Regions from separate parts of the Homo sapiens genome. Here region 1 is linked to region 2. The links are chromatin loops, found by intact Hi-C in ENCODE. Cell type or tissue: IMR-90. All regions are shown on one strand. Links, peaks and the distances in the headings refer to the core of each region. The heading gives the core; the rest is flanking DNA. Region 1 overlaps LINC02742 (long intergenic non-protein coding RNA 2742). Region 2 has its middle 270 kb from the start of LINC02742.

Region 1 (10,114 bases), core at 2,256-7,255, 210 kb before region 2:
GAAACTAGTTCCCCAAAACTTAGCACACTTTCCCAAAGTCATTGGTATGGTTTAAATATTTGTCTTCTCCAAAACTCATGTAGCAATTCAATCCCCAATGTGGCTGTCTTGACAGGTAGAGCCTTTAAAAGGTGATTGGGTCATGAGGGCACTGTGCTCATGAATGAATTAATCTATTCATGGACTGATGGATCAATGCGTTTTCATGAGAATGGGGCTGGTGGATCTATAAGAAGAGGAAGAGAGACTTAAGCTAGCACACACAGTCATGGCGTGTGCTGCCTTGGGACTCTGCAGAGAGCCCTCACCAGCAAGAAGGTTCTCACCAGACGTGGCCCCTTGGCCTTGGACTTCTCAGGCTCTATAACTGTAAAAAATAAATTCCTTCTCTTTATAAACTACCCAGTTTCAGATATTCTGTTTTAAACATCAGAAAACAGAATAAGGCAGTCACACAGCTTTGTAAAGAAAAATAACCACAGAAACCCTCTTGTTATAATAATTCATTTAGTCAAGGATAGGCACTTGACTAAAGCTTGGCCAGTTAGGGTAATTTTATATTTCTAGCCACAATGATTGCTTTAGCAATGCTGCACTGTAGCAAGTTATAATCACAGTACTTTTCAGAAGCTATACAAACTCTACAAGAGACCCTTTTATTCTGTATGCTGGACTTGAATGGTAGTTGCAGTGCTACTGGCAGCCACATTGACACTTCAAGGAACCAGGCAACTGGAAGGAAACTGAAACGACAGATTGTTTGTGCTCCCCAATACTTATATTCTTCCTGATATATCCCTGATGATTTCAACTATGTAAGCCAATATATTTCCCATCTTACTGATACATGTGTTTTTTATTGGCTTATAGAAGTTTGAGTTGGGTTTTCTGCCACATGGAAAGTGTCTGGATACATGAACTTGATATAATTTTATTATTAAAATAATGTAGGACTTTCAGGTCTTTTAAACACATTGATGATGATAAAATGTCTTCGTGTAGAAATCTTTCTTTGTATTTCAGAATTATTTCCCTAAGAGAGATATAAGGGAGATTCTTAATAATGGAGTTCTTAAATGTGAGACAGTCTTACATATAGAATTAATAGACAAAATTTAAAGACTTTTGATACTCATGTTTCAATTACTTTCTGACAATGAGCAAGCTTTATTTCTATCGGAACTATATAGGCTGATCTTCCTTATGCAAACTTTACTAGACTTGAATACTACCATTTTGAGAAAAATGCTTCTATGTTGAACCAAAACTGCTATCTTGTTTTCAAAAAAGAAAGTTATTTTTTAACTATTGCTTTAGTTTTCTTTAAGATGGGTGTTATGAAAATCATAGCAAAATGATTCAGTTCTTAGGAGTTGCAGGTGGGACAAATTATCTACCTTTGCAAATGAAGTGTTCCTAACTATAAGGAAGAGTGAATCCATTTGGAATGGTGTAGGGTAGGGTAGAGAGCAAAGAAACCCATCTAAATTGATCATTTTTTGGAAATTACATTTTATGTTGAAAGTTATTTAGCACTTGCCTTCTGCTTTGTATAAGAATAACATATATTTGTAATCTGAAAGTAATGGTTCAAATTTTTTCTTCTTTTACTTCAAATTACTTACATTCAATAAGTATAAGTAATTCCATTTGAGAACTTTGATGGAAATTAAACTAATAACTAGAAAGCTGTTTTGAAATATAGAAATAATCCGGACCACTCAAGAATCAGTAGAAACATGTCTTCTGCAAACTTTAAGCACTTCAAAGAGCAAATCAGTTAGAATTCAACATTCTTTATCATTTAGAGCAAGTTTTATATCCTGATGAGTGAAAATCTATTATATAATTGATAACAAACCTCAATGGGACAGAGGTTGCCAAGTTGTAGGACTGTCAACATAGTTTTCTATGTGTAAATTTCTATGTGTAATTTTAAGTGGATATCTTGTGTAACCATATAGGGCAGCCTTGCTTCTTGATAAGAGAAAAATATCGTAACAATTATATGAGAGATGTTGTAGTCATTTACAATTTTAAGCATACATTAGGTGTAGCACAAACAACCATGGGATAGGTTAAAAATTATTTTCCTAAATTTACAGGGAAGAGTCTCAAATCTATTTATAACATGCTCAAAATTTCAAAGAGGTATCATATTAGACTAAAGCTCAGAAATCCCCAGGTGGTTGTTTTTGTTGTTTTAAAGCCTGTTCCCTGCTACATATTATATACTTCATTCTATAGAATTGAGTTATTTAAGAACAAATAAAACATTCCTAATCCTATAATCATAATTTTCTAAATGTGAATTTCTTTTTGGTGATGCAGTTTCTGTTGAAATGTTCTTTTTGTGACACTGTCACAGCAGGTAATTATGAACAGAAAACATTGTCCTTCTATAGGGAACAGAGCCTGTGCATCACCTGATCTAAGCTGGTGTGTTGTGATATTTGAATAAATTAGTAATAATGTGCTTTTTGAAAAACAAGTTCCATCTTTCCTAAAAGGTAATTTTAAAAATCTCATTTAATAAAAGCTCAGAATGGTTACATTCTCTTTTTTTTTTCAGATACACTGACTTATTATTGAGTAGGATCATTCTCTGATAATTCTGCACTGAATAATACTCATATTAATATCCTGCTCATCCTCAAACAATAACCATTGTCATGGTAACTACATACCATGGGAAAACAAATTGTACAAATGAGCTTCTTCCATAATTTTAATTATGCAAATAGAAAATTGAAAGAGTACATTTTAAGGAATCAGTTTCCTATTTATAATTATTGACTAACGTAAGTGATTCATGCCATTTTCCATATCACTGTTGATATGTTAAAAATGTTAACATGATTGCATTTATCTGAATTTGTGTTGATGTTCAATACAGGAAACATTGAAATTTCTCCTTTAATATCGTGCTTTAAAGAACAGTATTAGAGTTTAATTTAGTTATTTTAATCAATTATTCTGTTTTCTGGACTTAATGCACATAAATTAGGGAGTGACTGTCATGAAACAAATTCTTATTTTTTTTACTGCTCATACAATTGATTTCGTAGTTTGATAGGAAATGTTAGGGCTATTGTTACAGATTTATTTTTTCATTCTGTTTATTTTTTTTAAAATAACTGGAATATGTGCTGGGTGTTGTTAAGGGTATTCAAATTAAAATCAGATGTCTATCCCTTCAGAATTTAGACTTTGCTGGAGAGGCAAGATAAAACAACTAAAATACAAGGCTGTATGAACTATTTGCACAACCCTGGTATGAGTAGGACGTGTTGAGTAAGACATGTACAAGAACATGCTATCAATGTGACAGCTTGCAGATCAGATAACATGTTCAGAGTGGAGACAAGTAGAAAATTTAGGGAAAAAAAAAGATCAGTGAAGCCAGTGACAGGGAAGAATTATAAAACTTCACATGAATGGCCTTGACAATTATGGATCATTTCAAATCAATGCATGGTAGGTTATTTTTTTCTTCTTGTTTTTCTTCAAATGGAGATTTTTCTAGAGTGGTTCAAAAACTCATATAATCATAGAAAATAAAATATTCTTAAAGAAGTAAAATGCAGGGGGCCAGCATGGTGGCTCACACCTGTAATCTCAGCACTCTGGGAGGCTGAGGAGGGTGGATCACCTGAGGTCAGGAGCTCAAGACCGTCCTGGCCAAACCCTGTCTCTACTAAAAATACAAAAATTAGTCTGGTGTGGTGGCAGCCACCTGTAATCCCAGCTACTTGGGAGGCTGAGGCAGAAGAATCACTTGAAACCAGGAGGCGGAGGTTGCAGTGAGCCAAGACCGTGCCACTGCACTCCAGCCTGGATGACAGAATGAGTCCCTGTCTCAAAAAAAAAAAAAAAAGACGTAAATGTGGGAGAGATCATGATCAGCAATTCAAGTATGTATTAGTGTCATACCTCTTATTGGAAATCTGAGCACCTAAGGGTAATATGGCACAACGCACACACACACATACTCACAGGAGTCAGGGTGAAAAGAAAGACATAAAGGTGGCATTGTTAAGTGATTTATAGTCTGCCTGATCAGGAAGTGGTATGTTCAGAGCTTTCCTAATAAGGATTGCAAAGGCAGCATCGCAGAAGTGAGAGGTAGTAGGAATGGCGAACTTTAGCATGTGCTGAACGTAGCATTCAACTAAAATCAGAGGGTTTGATAAATATTATCTTGAAAAAAAATCATTGAAATTAGCCACTTGGGGTAATTCTGATAATCAAGGAGAAAATGATTAAAAATATTGATGATAGGCAGCTCTTAGTAGGAAGGTCATGATATATTGAAGATTCATACAGCAAGGCAGAAAATATTGAACATTACTAGAAGATATTATCCTTATGAAAATACATCATAAAAATATAAAGTATTAAAAAATATGTTCTGGGGAGGGCAGTCTTAAAAAAGTAATTTAGTTCAAGATTATTTAGAGATTTGACAAAATTGATTTGTCATTATAGATATACACAGTCTAATGCAAAGGAATGTTTTTAACTGATCAGATTTTAAAAATAAATAATCTAAGGTTGGAAGGAGTTAAATACAATTAAAAATATGGGAAGGGCTTAAACAATGTCAAGAAAGCAAAGCTAGAAGAATTTGATATTTTCTTAGCATGAAGCAAACAAGAAGATGTTTTGCAATCATGTTTCAACTGAGACAGTGAAGAAACGTAGGATTGCCTGTGGGAAGATGACATAGTGCTTAAAAATGAGAAAAAAGAAAGTAAAATGAATCAGTTCTTAATCATTGGTAATGATCTTTAAACACATAAAAAGAGAATATTTCACTAAGGAGAGAATGAGGCTCAAGTTGTGGGGTATTAGGAAATATCAAGTTCATAAGTTAACTATTTTGGGACCAAGGGCTTGTAAGAACTAGCAGAAGACATGGAGAAACATTGTCAGTAATCTCTGAAATAATTAAGGAGAAGAGATGTAGTGAAGAAAACAGGGAATTGGAAAATGTGCAGATGTTGACAGAAGGAGCATGCATTACTAAAATTGCACTTCTGTAAGTTTGATGCTATTCCCTGGTGATGTTCTCATCAGCATTTTAATGTGTGGTTGGTATACTTTAGGAAAGCAGATAGTGATGGCTATGCATTTACACTGAGGAAGACTACAGTTGTAAGAAGCTATAGAGAGGCATGGTAACTAAACCTGGGTAATGCATGCTGGGCAGCTTCTTTCCTCCTCAAGCTCAGTATGTCCAAAACTGCAATGTCCTGCCTCTTTTCTTTCTGCATCATATTGATGGCATTGACATCTTCCTAATCAATGAGGTTAGAAAACAGGGTGGCATTTGTCATCTTTCTCCTCCATTTTCCACATTTCCCCATCTAAACACTGAAAATCCCCAATTTTATATCCTAAACATTTCCCGTATAATTTTCCTCCTTCCTTCTCTGCTCCCCCCAACTTCTCTCATAATCACTGTCATTGAATACTGCTGAAGTTACCAAACAGATATTACTAGTTTCATTTTTTTTTTGTCTCTCAAAGCCATTATCCTCCTGACTGACAAAGGAATCAGCCTAATATGCAAATCTGTCCTCGTCTTCCTCTTGGAGGTCACCTTCAAAGGGTCCTTATTGCCTCAATGACAAATTTTAAGTTACTTAATGTGAAAGTAGTGACTTTCATCACTGCCTAATGCTTTGGATTCAATTTTCACTATCCTCTGCCTCACATTTATATTCCAGAAATATCAAACTGTATATATTTCTCTACACATAGCTTAGAGGATTTTGCTCTGTTCCTTGCACTTACAATAAAGCAAGTTGGACTATATTAGCATTTGAGCTCTGGAGTTAAAGGGTCTGGTTTCAAATCCTTGCTCTACTACTTATATGACAATATTCACTTATTTATGAAACCTCAGGTTCCTCCTCTGTAAATTAAGAATAGTGACATCTTTCTCACCACATTATTTGGAAGTTAAATGAGATCATGCTTGCAAGATGCAGAGTGCAGTGTCTGGAAAAGAGAAAATAAAATAGCATCTCTGTCTTCTCTGCTTAGAATTTCTTCTTTTACCTCTGTCTGGAGTATGTCTTCTGTTCTCTGATAATACCTGATGCGTAATTTTATTTTATTTTTCATACCATAACAATTTTTCTCTTTATGCACCTATACCCCCACTGGACTACACACAGGCAAATAAAACTATGTCTAGTCATATATTTAGCCTCTGTACATGGTACATTGCCTAGAACTAGGCATTCCGCAGATATTTTTGAATAATTAAATGAATAAATAAACACTGGAAATGCTGTCCTACAAAAAGGAAGTTGACTTATTCTCTGTTGCACCAGATGACATAATGTTGAAAAGTTGAAAACTATGATTTTTTTCTTTTAAAATGAAGGATTATGTACCAGCAGCTATGAGAAAAATGTTATTACCTCACTTCTACAAAGAAAAAACTTAGGTTTAAGAAAGGCTAAGCTAGGTTCTTCATGGTCTTATAGGTAGGAAGTAGAAAGTTTGGCATTTGAGAGCTGATGTGCAATGCCTATGTTTGGATATTTAATGCCTATGCATGAATCTTCTTCTCTATGGCACTTCCTAGTGTGTAAGGGAGAATTTTTATGGTAATTAAGATTTCCAGCAAATTGTTGGGCTTACTTAGAAAGTCTCCAAGAAAAATTGGAAGAGCACTAGAAATCAAGTGTCTCTGTTTTAATAACCTCTCAATAATGTACTAAAAAGAATATACAAACTGATAATTTAATGCAACAATTATTCATCCTAAAATAAGTAGATGTTAGCCAAGTAGGACAAAAAATGATATATTTGGAGTTTCAAATTGATATAACTTTGTATAGTATGTGATGCCAGCTTTGGCATTAGTGCTTCTAGAGATAGTAGACTTGCAGGTAAACTTTATGTTCAAGCACTAGAAATACTTTTTCTCAAAAAATACCAACCTTCATCTGGTAAGTCTTAAGGGAAAAATATCCTTAAGGTAAAATTAAAGTAAAAATAGGATAAGAAGAACAATTACAAAAACAAAAAGAACAGAATGGCCACACATTTTTTTCTGCTTCCAGCTCAACCCTCTGATGCCAATATTATACAAATATAATTTTATCAAGTTATCAATAACATGTCCAGAAAGACAGCATAGAAAGTTGGATTTTAGGAGGAGTAATCCCTGAGATAAGAAAACACTTATTCTGAAGTCACTTATGAAATAAGTCAGTAGCTTTTATTGAGTCTCATATTTGGGGGTTTATGCACTTCCACATATTCTTTCAATAAAAGTTGATCTTCAGTAATGAATGGTCTGGTATCACATTACAATTTTTGTCAGAATCATGTTCGGTATTCAAAAACAGGGAGAAATTGTAGTGTCTTGCTATTCAAAGTATGATCTGTGGAGTAGCAGCTATGCATGACCTGATAGCTGTTTGAAATGCAAACTATCAGACTAGATCCCAGAGACACTGAATCAAAATCTGTGTTTTAACAAGACAGGTTGTTTGTGAACATTAGAAGTTGAGGGGCACTGTTCTACAGTACCTGGCTGTTAGAACTCCTACTTTTCTTTCATTCTGTCTAGAAGTTTCTATTCTATACATGTTTTTCCCACATTTGGTAGATTTCTTCTAGTTTAAAATGAGTTATTTGACAAGAATATGCAATTGTTTTGAGTTATAATTCAATGGAGTGGGCCGGGCGCAGTGGCTCATGCCTGTAATCCAAGCAGTTTGGGAGGCTGAGGCAGGTGGATCACATGAGGTCAGGAGATCGAAACTAGCCTGGCCAACATGGTGAAACCTTGTCTCTGCTAAAAATACAAAAAAAATTAGCTGGGTGTGGTGGCAGGTGCCTGTAATCCCAGCTATTTGGGAGGCTGAGGCAGGAGAATCGCTTGAACCCAGGAGGCGGAGGTTGCAGTGAGCCAAGATTGTGCCACTGCACTCCAGCCTGGGCAACAGAGCAAGACTTCATCTAAAAAATATATACATAAATAAATAAAATTAAAATATAAATGTAGTGGGATCTAGGCATGCTGCATGAATAACATAGATCTTTAAGCCTTGTACAGTAGTACACAGATTCAAATGCCTATTTTGATATCAGGTCTGGAGCTATATGTACTTGATGCCAATACAAATTGAAAAGAGAAAAAATGCAACGTAAATTTTCCTTGGTATGGTATATGATGTCAGGTAAAGTTAAAGATTTCTTTTGTTTTCAGCCTACTTGAGTTGTTAGAATAGGACTCAATGCCATGAGGAATCATGTCACTGTTCTGCCAAAAAACTATGATACTGCTGAGAAGTATGACTCAGAACTCAGCAGTAAATGGTGCTTCTGACTTTGATCCCTTTGCAGCTTTGAGCGGGCTATGCCATCTGTATCAGTCAAATGCTGGTGTGTAACAAACACATCAAACACAATTTATTAGTTCCTGACTCAATGAGTAAGCAATTTGGACTCATCTCAGTTGAGCAGCTCTGTTTGTCTTGCCTGGGTTCATTCATGTGATTACAGTTGGCTTGTGAATCATACAAGCATTGACTTATCCTGGATAGCCTTATTCATATCTGGCTTTTGGATGGGTGAATAACATACATGTCTCCAGCAGACTTACTCAAGCATTTTCACACACAACAGTAAGTCCCAATGCACAAGCACTTTTCAAGCTTCTGCTTGCATTATGTTTGCTAATATCCCATTAGCCAAAGCAAGTCACAAGGTCAAATGCAGATTTAAGAGGTGAAGATGAATACTCCATCACTAGATAAAATATGCTGTCAAACGCTATGGCCATTTAAAAAATTTACAACATCATCTCTGTTTTCCAACATAGTAAACAAATTTAACAACCTTGTACCTCTTTCTATGTAAGCATCTTTCTATTCTTAGGGGAGAATCCCATGTCTCTATTATGAGACAACTATTATGAGACAATTCACATACAATTCTCAGAGCATGGAATATGGCGGGCAGCAGGGGCCATGACTTTGAGCTGGATCAGAAGAGGGTGCTTTGTTATTTACTCTGCAAATTCCCTTTCCTGCTTTTTACTCTGGGAAATTTGTATTATGAGTAAAACTCTATTTTGCTTTATTTATTTCACTTCTGTTGCATCAGTAAAATCCACACCTGTTTGTTCTGGCATTGAGAGCAGCTGTCTGGTCTGCAGTAATATTTCCCACCTGGGTGGCTGAGCTGTCTCTCAGTGGCAGACACCCTTGTCAGCGTTGGTGGAAAAAGAGTTGCTTGGCTAATTTGGGTGCTTCCCTTTGGGCTTAGTGAAACAGGACAAAACAGGAAGTGTTTGATTCCCAAATTCGTGCCATGAGAAGTTTCCCAAGACACACTGGGTGAGAACAGAGCCAAAGAGAAGGTGGTGTGTGATACAAAGAGACGACAATAATGGTTGTGAAATATAGGGTAGACAGCAGAATATATTCCAAGGGATTTTGATTGTGTCATGGTAACCATGTGAGCAAAGCCTCTGTGGTTTATAAAATGGCTAATACCTGATATATGTGAATAAATTGAGATATTATTTTCCTATATTAGACTCTTTGTAGTTGTGTCACTGTTATATCAAACACACTGTGTATATATGTACATATACATACATATGTACCCACAGACATATTGATTGGAGTTGCAATAATACTAAGGGACTCAGCAGTCGAGTTTTCCCAGCATTGTGTTAGCGTTGAGGAAAAAACCCATCTCTTAAAGAGTGAGGGGAGGCCCAGCGCGGTGGCTTATGCCTGTAATTCCAGCACTTTGGGAGGCCGAGGCAGGCGGATCATGAGGTCAGGAGATCGAGACCATCCTGGCTAACACAATGAAACCCCATCTCTACTAAAAATACAAAAAATAGCTGGGCGTGGTGGCGGGCGCCTGTAGTCCCAGCTACTTGGGAGGCTGAGGCAGGAGAATGGCGTGAACCCGGGAGGCAGGGCTTGCAGTGAGCCGAGATAGTGCCACTGGGTGACAGAACAAGACTCCTTCTCCAAAAAAAAAAAAAAAAGAGTGAGGGGAAACAGGAAGGTTTTTGAGGTAATACGCTGTTTAAACAGAGGTTTCTGTGGTTGGATAGATGGCACTG
Region 2 (10,114 bases), core at 2,638-7,637:
CATTCAAAATATTCTGGGCCTACAGGAAATTCTTGAAGGCTAAATTACTTAAATTACTGTGAATTGAATCTCTTTTCCTATTACTAATTGCTAACATTACCTGCACATTCTATATTACATTTTCTGTTTTCTGAATTGTGACTATTGAAGACACATTTGTCCCTTGGAAGATTCCATGCAGCTCATAATTTAAAAATTATTTTGATATTCCAATGGCACAAAACATATAAGTAACAATTCCTTCTGCAAAACTCGACGTTGTGAGTTGCACAATGGGGAAACACATGGTTGCTAACATCAGACTGACAAGACTGCCAGGATTTGCTGACAAATGGGATGAGATATGAAAAAAAATGACTTCAAGTTTTTTTGTTTTGTTTTTGGAATGGAAGTGTCATTTATGAAGATGGAGTGACCATGGGAGGGTCAGTATCTTACAGGAAGCCAATTATTTGTATAAATTAGGTTTGAGATGCCTCACAGATATCCAAGTTAAAGATGTTGAGTAGGCAGTTGGATATGTCTCTAAAATTCAGAAGAGAGAGGTTTTCCACTAAAAATAAAAATAAGGAGTGAAAATAGTATTCCAAACTAGAAGATTGAATTAAACACACCATAAACGTTGGAAGTTATTATTACTGTAGTTATAATTATCATTGTCATCATCATCACCATCCTCATCAGCAGCATTATTGTCATTATGTTAGCCCCATTTTCCTTTGTAAGGGCATCAGGATTAAGGTTCTCTTTGGAGATATGGTCTAGTATAGAGATTGCGATGTTGCAAATAGTTTTTCTCTATTTAGATAATTAAGAAAAAGCAGACATGAAGGTGGACTGGGAATACAGAGTGCTGTGATTTTATATAATATTGCTGAAGCAGGAAAGATTTTGGGGTTGATTAAAATATTGTCAGGCCCAAAGGTCTTTTGAACCCATTTACAAACCTGATCAAGAATAATGAGAATAGATTAAAGCTGAGCAATAAAATAAACACATGCATGTCCCAAGGAGAGACAGGTTGAGTAATTAAGGGCAGGTCTGCACTTTTATTTCATTAGCATAATATTTGCATTACATATTAGAACTCTATTAATCTGACAATTAGTTTTTTGGCTCACAATTCCCTTTCTTAGGCACTGATACTGAAAATGATTCAGAAACCACATGTAATAAAATTCCTTCAGCAAAATTCAGCCAACCGAGGCACCATTCAAAATCAATCCATCCACCTGGTCATTTTCTTCTAAATATAGGTCGAATTATAAACAATTGGTAGCCTACACGGTGAAACTCTGTGTATGGAATAGAAATTAAAATGCCCAATTCTGAAGTGGGATTTATCTAGTCTTTACAACAACATGCCTCCTATTTCATTTTTTAAATTTAATGTTTTATTTATTTATTTACTTATTTGAGACAGGGTCTTGCTCTGTTGCCCAGGCTGGAGTGTGGGGCACTATCATGGCTGACTATAGCTTTGACCTTCTGGGCTTAAGCTATCCTCCTACCTCAGCCTCCTGAGTAGCGGAGACTACTGGTGTGCACCATCATGTACAGCTAATTTTTTATTTTTATTTTTTTTGTAGAAATGGGGTTTCACCATGTTGCCCATGCTCGAACTCCTGGGCTCAAGCAATCCACCTGCCTCAACCTCCCAAAGTGCTGAGATTACAGGCATGTGCCACTGTACCTGACCCATAAATTCTATTTTAGATTTAAAAATAATTCTTCCATATATACTATTACTAATATTAATACATTAATTTCCAATTATTTGACACCCACTATGCCAAATACCCTACTAAACCCTTGGAGAATACCATTTAATTTAATTCTGACATAACCTTATACTGAAGCCATTATCCGTGCTTTATAAATGAGAGAAGTAAAAATAAGAGAGTTTAGGGCAATGTTTCTCAAAGTGGATTCAAATCAATTGGTCTGGAATGAGGCCTGGGATTCTGCATTTCTAACAAATTCCCAGCCTTAGGGAACTTGGCTTTAGGGATTAACAGAATTGACCTAAATTGTTCATCTGATGCAGAGCTGCTGCTTATAATGTACTTATAACATATTTTTAACCAGCTATATTTCATTGTAAAAAGTTTTGCTTCTTACAGCTGAGTTTCTTCCTGCGGTATCTATCCTATGGCAATCCAGCCGTTGCAGGAAGAGCAGCCTATTTCATGTTTTCTGTATATTACTCCATGAGTGTGGCCTAATACTTGGACTTAATACATCTCCTATAACTGTTCCTTCCTTCTGGCTACCCAATCAAATCACAAGTCCAAGTTCTGCTTTTAGAACCTGTTTCCTTGACTGTGGTAAAGGCCATGAAATTTTTCCTTCTCTGCCCAGTCTCTAAGGATCAAATTCAAGGGCTTCTCTAGATTGCCTAAGTAATTGCCCACCCTTTCTCACCATTCCTTTCTCTTCTGTCTTTCTAGATTAATTATCACATACAAGGTGTGGAGGAGTAAAGAACTCACTGTTCCCTCTATACTCTCACCTCCTACCCTATTCCCTACCATGCCTTTCTCACTTATATTCTCACTCATGCCATTCATTATTCTTGGAACAACCTTTTACTTAAAGTCTACCTTCTTTCCTCTTTTTCAAAGGTTTTCTAAATCTCATCTCCAACATTAAAGTCTTCCAGAAATAAAGCCAATGATAATCATCTTCCCAAGGCTGATGAGTGATGAGTAACTCTCACATTTTTCATCCCACAAACCACAAACATAGAAACTTTCTTTAATGAAAATGTCTATTTAATTACTTGAGGCTTTTCTATAAATTTTTTCCTTCTACAGCTGTGTATATTATAGATTCATGATGTTAAACCTGGAAGCTACCTTAGATTTGATATGATTTCAGCAAAAACTCAGTACAGTGTTCTGCAACTAGGTAATTAAGCATAACAAAACATAGTTCATTCCAGTGGTAGGTTTAAATTCCAACCCCCACTAGCTATGTGTCCCTGAAGAAGTTACTTAACATTGTAATATCCTTAGATTTATTTTTCCATCTGTAAAACAAGAATTTAAAAAGTTACCAAATGCTAATACCATTGTGAAGATTAAGTCAGAAAAGCAATGCTACATGCATACCTGCATAAGTGCGTGCCAAAGGTTGAAAAAATAATGCTAAAACAAAATGTTAATAGCAAAGTTTATGAGAAAAATTGCTGGGAACAAAAGTGGTTCAGCACTCATTTACCTCTGTTTCCATTCAACCATATTGAAATTAAAGCATTTTCAATTTCAGGCTTTGAAAATAATGGTATAAAAGGAAGTAGCTGCATTTTTGGGACTCAAGGTAATAGGATATTCAAATCTTTCTTTGGCCTCTACAGTTAAGGTGCACCTGTCTTTCAATATTGGTAGAGGATATATGATCAGAGAGCATTCAAAGCTTTTTAAATCCAAAGGAAGGACAGAGCAAGACGGACTTGAATGTGTAACCTTCAATTAGTCTAATTAAAGGAATAATAGTGACCATAAGGCATCATTAGAGCCACTGCAGCCCTAAGTTCACCTTCAGTTCCACGGATATTGGAGTCATCTCCTAAAGTTGTCCTATAAACTTTCAAAGGGAAAAATCGGGAAAAGAGAAATGAAATAGTTCTTACTATAGTCCAGACTTTCTTTTACACAATTTAGAGCTCTAATAGCCTGTTTGATGTAACCATCTTTAATTATAGGTACCTGAAATTGGGCACTTCTAAAACAGAACTTCTCATCTCCTTCTAATCTTTCTCTACCTCCCTTGTTCTCTTAAAATCATTGGCTCTGCTTCCGCAGCCAGGGCATTTGATGTCATTTTTTATACTAACCCCCTCTATATCCCATTCTTTCTATTTAAACCATATATAGAGTATCAGTTATATCTAGAGATTTTTTAAGATCCATTTCCCATATCTATCTCAATGGCCAATGTGTTAAATCCCATCCCTCATCATCTATCACTTGAAAAACTGCAACTACAACCAAATGCTCTGGGTGCAATTCAGTTTTCTAAATTGTCACAAATTTTTACTCCGTAAAACAAGGATGATTTTATCACCCTTTGGACAATATTTGCTACTGGATCTTTGTCTTTTGGATTAGACCTCACTTTTCTAATTAGCAGGGAAGGTCTTCTGCAATCGGGCACAGCACAAAAATCTGTCTCTGATAATGTTACATAATGATCAGCGAAGAACAGTGAACTGAGTCTTAAATACTAGAAACCACACATTTGCAGATTATTTTTGTTGTTTTTTAAATTATTTTTATTATACACAAGATTCATAAGTCTTTATCAAACACATAATCATCAGCCAACTGAACTGAGTCCCAGATACTAAGAATCAAGGATGTGCAGTTATTTTTATTTGGTGTTTTTTTTTTTTTAGTTTTTATTATAAAGACTAAAGTTCCATAGGTCTTTATAAGAAAACACAGAAAATTTGAACCAAAACAAAACCCCAAGAAGTCAGAGTGCAAAAGTTTACTCGTATAAATATTGGGTAACATTCACTTTTTAAAAGGATGTAAGGTCTGTATTAGTTGCCTCTGGTAGGTTGACTATCAAAGCATTTAGTTCATGTTTTTGTGTATCTATCAAGTGTTCTCAGTCTTTGTGGAATATATGCTTTTGTGGGTTAGAAAATATTTTAATTTCAATTGGTTATCTGGTAAGATTTTAACCAGACACAGGAAATTTCTATGTGTGCTATTTGATAATAAAAGAAAACTTCTTAGCTTTAGGGAATTATTTTACTTTAAAAATTGCTAGATAAAATATCACAAGAAAGAATAGTTTCTTGGCCTGCTTCTATGAAAACTTCTTTGGGTGAATACATTTGCAGAGACATATAAAAGCATTCATTAGAAGTGAATCATGGTGTACTTTCTTCAAATAATTTTCCATTCAAGTGACACTTAATTCATAGTTTATACATTCAGGGCCAATAACTACACAATCCACATTCCATAAGGAGTACCAAAAATGTATAAGATGCTCTAGGCTTCCTGAAAATCGAGCATATTATGTCTACACAGATGATAAGAAGAGGAGTGAAATGGTGAGATTGTCAGCATTCCTTTGATGTCTTTTAAACAAAGATCCTATTGAATGTTGACTCATTTTCACTCCATGTGATCTTATGGAAGAAAAATGTTGTTTGGGTCTTGAGATCTTAGGCATGCAATGAAACTAGATTTCATTCAAACACTTTTTTCATTTTTGTAGTGGAAATATTTTTATTCTTCAGATTTCAGCCTCATTAAATTTTCAAGCTACAAAGACACATAAATAGCATTCAGTGAATTTCTAACTGTATGACAGTCTCAATAATTTCAAGAGGTCTTCACTAATTTACTATTCTATGCAGTCAAAGTAGAAAATTTATCTCCTGTAAATTGTTTAACTGCTAATGCTGGATACCACTGAGGACAGCTATCTTCAATATGTTTTTAAATGCAGAAAACATATTTTCCTAAAAGAAATAAACAAGGACTCAATTACTCTGTAAAATTATTCATTTGCTGGGAAGTACCATCTTACCTCCATTCATATACCATTTAGAAAGTAGGTTTTTTATGTTTTTATTTTAATTGCTCTTCAGTTGGCCTGTTCAAATAGATTCTCCATTATGTAGGTATTCCCCTGAGATGGAAAGTTAAGTGTTTTGTTATATGTGTTTAAGTCTTTCAGGCTACCAGAAGGATAGCAAGAGTTTGGGAGAGCTGTTGAAGGAAAGGTTCTTTATGGTGGGGCTTATTTAAATTACAATAATTTTATTTTCTTGGGACTTCTTCAAGGACATGTCAGGTAGACTGAGAATTACACATCTGAAAAAAGAGAGACAGAAAATAGAAGAGTAAATATAGCAAATGAATATTCCCATGGAACAGAAGTATTGTTACATAATATTTGCAGATAATTTATTCTTAATATTTATCAAAAGTTTTCTGCTTAACAAGTGTGAGGTTTTGGTTTTCAACCCAACTATCTCTTCCATAATCCCACAGTTTTTTTAAAAAAGAATTATGAAGAAGAGGTAAGAAAGGCTGTTTCTTTCCCTTTAGACCTCTCCTGTCCCCAGACTTCATAGAATGAAGCCTACTTAAACTCCTTTTCGAATCTATAAGGGAACTGAGCACCTCTCTGACATTTCCTAGTGGAACAATGAGAAGAGCCTTTTCCCTCTGGACATCTGCACATGCATCTGAATGTATACAGAAGAGCCAAATATGCCATGTAATATTAATTACAGTGAGATGGGGAGGGAAATATTTCTAGTGATACTCCAAATAAGGCATAGAAACCCCAGCAACACTAACTACAATACGCCCTTGACAATACAGATATCAACAAACAATTTATAATATGTTGAAAAGGAAGCAATCTAGTGGATGATACCAATCATTAAATCTTCCCTAAACATTAAGTCAGGACAATTCCTTTATGAAATATTGTGGTGAGAAATACAGTGACCATGATGATAGTACAAACTACAGAATATACAAATACAATTCCAATAGATTCCATGAGATTCCAGAGGTCCTTAACAATGGTCACAGAGAGGAAATTATGAAAACTACTACTGATGGTCTGAACAAGAAGATGTTGCTGCTTGATTTTAAAGCCCTTTGTGTTAGACAACAAACTGTCGTCCATATCAGGCTTTTAGGATCAGGTTTCCCACAGCAAGAGCTGTTTGATCATAAGATGCAGCTTTAAACTTGCCATCTGTTGTCAGAACCAATCTCAACTGAAGCCGAAGTTTTTGTTTTTTACTTTTTATTTATTTTTCGTCAGTAGTACAGTGTACCTTGGTTCAGTCCATTCTTTTAAACTCAGATAAATTTGAGTTTGGCTATCAGACTTGGAACTCACTGCTTGCTTTGTTTTGAGTAATTTACTTGTCCATACTGAGTTATGGCTTTTTCATCAGTCAAGTGGAGATGGATGGCAACTCTCTTAGGGATTTTGGAAAGAGTAAACCTAATTCCTGAACAGCAGTAGTAATGACAATTCTGCATCAGTTATCTTTATCTAGAGCAAATCTTCTACTCAAATATGAAAGTTGGGATATCACCTCACTTCTGAGCTCTAAGCCATACTTCAATACTTATAAATGGTCTTGTTCCATGGTTTTTACCCGTATGAACCTGTTTTGCTGATTTGCTTCGGACCTGGATTCCTTAGTATATGGAACCCATCCTTTAACTAGAAGTTCCTTGTTAGAACTAGACCTCAAACTATGACATGCCTTATCTAGAATTCCCTTAAGTAGAAGACAGCAAGGCAATAGCCCTGATGAGTTGCTGCATATAAGCTTTCCTATGTGCTGACCTAACCTACTGTTCTAAGATGGTTCCTGATAACTCATATGAATTGTGCCTAGTTATTGCTGTGTTTCTTGGGCACTAGACTTTGTCTGCCAGCAGAAACTCTTGCTTAACTCCTCTTGTTTGGCCAATTCCCCCAGAATCTGTCCTTTCTGGTGAGTAGGTTTAATTTCAGGGCTACTCTCTAGGCCAGTAATATTTTATTCTGAGAGGAACAGGGAAATGCATGGCTGAGTTCCAGGATATGAAAGCACAGGTCCTTGACAAGATGTTAGGAGAGTGAGTTGACTTCCAACAATGAAAATATAATAGAATAATGATCATTATCGATGGAATAATTTCTAGATATATTGTACTTGCTGCTTCACAGATACTATCTATAAGCCTCAGAATAAACCTAAATGGTAAATATTATTCTCATTTCACAGATAAAAAGTATTAGGTTCTAATACACTAAGTTACTTGCCCAAGAATAGATTGTTAGTAGAAACCAAAATTGAATTCAAACAATTCTGAGTCAAAAATCTATATTCTTTTTACCACGTCATGGTTCCTTACACATTATCATGAATTAGGCCACTATTTTGATGCTGTTAGAGAAAAATTCTAGGATCCTTGATAGTTTTGGTTAACATAATGAAGATATTCTTTTTCAGAACAAAGTAGACAGTTTACACTAATATCTATCGCCAATATCTATGGAGACTGGTCTTTAGTTCACTAACACTAACAATTTGAGTGTTTCCTTTAACTTGAGGATTATATTTATATAATTATATAATTATAACATATAATTATATAATTTGTATAATTATGTAAATTATATTTACATAATAATATAAATGATATTATGGTGGCTGTTTCACAGTAAGGCTTTCTTGAGCTTGGTGGCCTTTGACATAATTTGGTTATATTTTTACGTGTTTAAATTGGTCAAAGCATCCTTCTCTAGCCACAGCCCCTATTTCTGCACATAACATCAGTCCCTTAATTTAATGCCCTTCTAGAAAGTGACCCTAGGAAATAGAATTAATAGGTATAACGATTGGAAGAATCAATGCCTTGTTTATAAGTCTCCATCTTCAGAATAAAGTTGGGGAACTGAGGCAGTTATTTCTATGAATTGCCCTCCCACTGGGACTGGGGCTGAAATCACTAGCACCCTATCTCTAGTTTGCATATGCTGACCTTGGTTAATACCTTTATTGGAGCTGCTTTGTATTTGTCTGGATAAAGGGGCACATCATGGAGCATACATCTTAACACTATTATTCATCCTATTATAAATGATGCTAACAAATGTGAAGGAGGGGCCCACTTAGGATGTATTCATGACACACTCCTTTTCCACCATCCCACGTCTGCCCGCCTTGACATTTCTGATCCAAGCTATGTAGTAATTCTTCTCCTCATCCTATGTTTTCCACACATTCTTTTAGATCAGTACACAGATGCTTTTACTTCTCTGAGTTTGAGAAAATAAATCATACTCCCACACCCATCTATAAAAGATTATTCAAGGTCATGACGATAACAACTCTTTCTTCCTGTACAAGAAAGAATACCTTTGCTTTCTTACAATGAATCTTCTTTGGTGTTTGTCTTAAAACACTCTTGGGGTAAAAAAAAAAAAAAATAGATGGAGTCTCCATTGCTATTCATGATTTCAAAATGGCCTGCTATATGACCTAACCCAAAATATCTTAAGAGCCTCCCAGGTGCATTATAACATCTAGACTAGTTAGTTCTTAACCCTGGATGCACATAATAATCACCTAAATCACATTAAAAATATTTTTTAACCTCAGGCTCTGAGGTTTCATATTCTGATTAAAATAATCTAGGCTAGGTCCCCAGCATGATTATTTATTAACATTTTCAATGTAAACCAGGTTGAAATGCATCTAGACAATATGACACAGGGGTTATTAACACAGACTTCATAGTCAGGCAGACTGCAGGTTGGATCTTAGTTATCTCATCAGCTATTAAATCCTGGGAATTTGCTTAACCTTCTTCAGCTTCAGTTTCTTCATCTATAAAATGGCTTGATGATGCTCAAAAGTTGCTATAGAAACAGAATAAGAATTAATATAACATACTTGAATGCCTGGTACTTAGTTATTTCTCAATGCATATATATATATATATATACACATAAACATACATACATACATATATATGCAATATATATACATACATATATATGCAATATATATACATACATATATATGCATATATATACATACATATATGTATATATATACACATATGTATGTATATATACACATACATATATATGCATATATATATGCATTGAGAAATAACTATATATGTATATATGTATACACACACACACACACACACATATATATATATATATATTTGCTATGTGATTAGATCTTTCAGGATTTTGAGATGTATGTCTAAGATAATACACGAAGCAGGAAACAAGTATTTTTGCTGACTAAAATTTTACTTAAATCTCCAAATTCAAATGTATCACAAATATTAATGATAATAATTGAGAACATTTATTCACTACCAAAGTATGTGACAGGGTCTGTGTTGAATGTTTTACATGAATTACATTTTCAACCTGTTCAAAATTTTAAAATCTGTTTTACTACATATTTAAAACAGAAGACATCAAATTTGAGAGCTTACAATCTTTTCTCAAATTATCTAATATGAAGAGTTGGGATTTGAACTTAGGTCTATATAAACCTAAACTCAGATTTTTAACCTTTACACTCTGTTGCCACCAAAGC

The links. A loop is a pair of places that touch in the nucleus more often than their neighbours do. Peaks named below come from ENCODE experiments on the same cell type or tissue, not always from the same donor. Only the 100,000 strongest peaks of a DNase experiment are listed, where the experiment ranks them.
Region 1: it touches region 2 in a loop (2.7-fold over the local background); 3 of 110 quality-filtered maps call a loop at or near these places.

Annotation. Positions count from the first base shown.
Region 1 is chr11:28,958,659-28,968,772 of GRCh38, forward strand. The region is part of intron 1 of LINC02742 (long intergenic non-protein coding RNA 2742); the gene reads left to right. Among named protein-coding and RNA genes, the nearest start is that of LINC02742, 61 kb to the left of the region's middle. In IMR-90, for the core only: no CTCF peak of the experiment used is centred there; DNase peaks (open chromatin) are centred at 4,693 and 6,333; H3K27ac peaks cover 2,216 bases.
Region 2 is chr11:29,168,806-29,178,919 of GRCh38, forward strand. No RefSeq gene overlaps it. Among named protein-coding and RNA genes, the nearest start is that of LINC02742, 270 kb to the left of the region's middle. In IMR-90, for the core only: no CTCF peak of the experiment used is centred there; a DNase peak (open chromatin) is centred at 5,046; H3K27ac peaks cover 4,247 bases.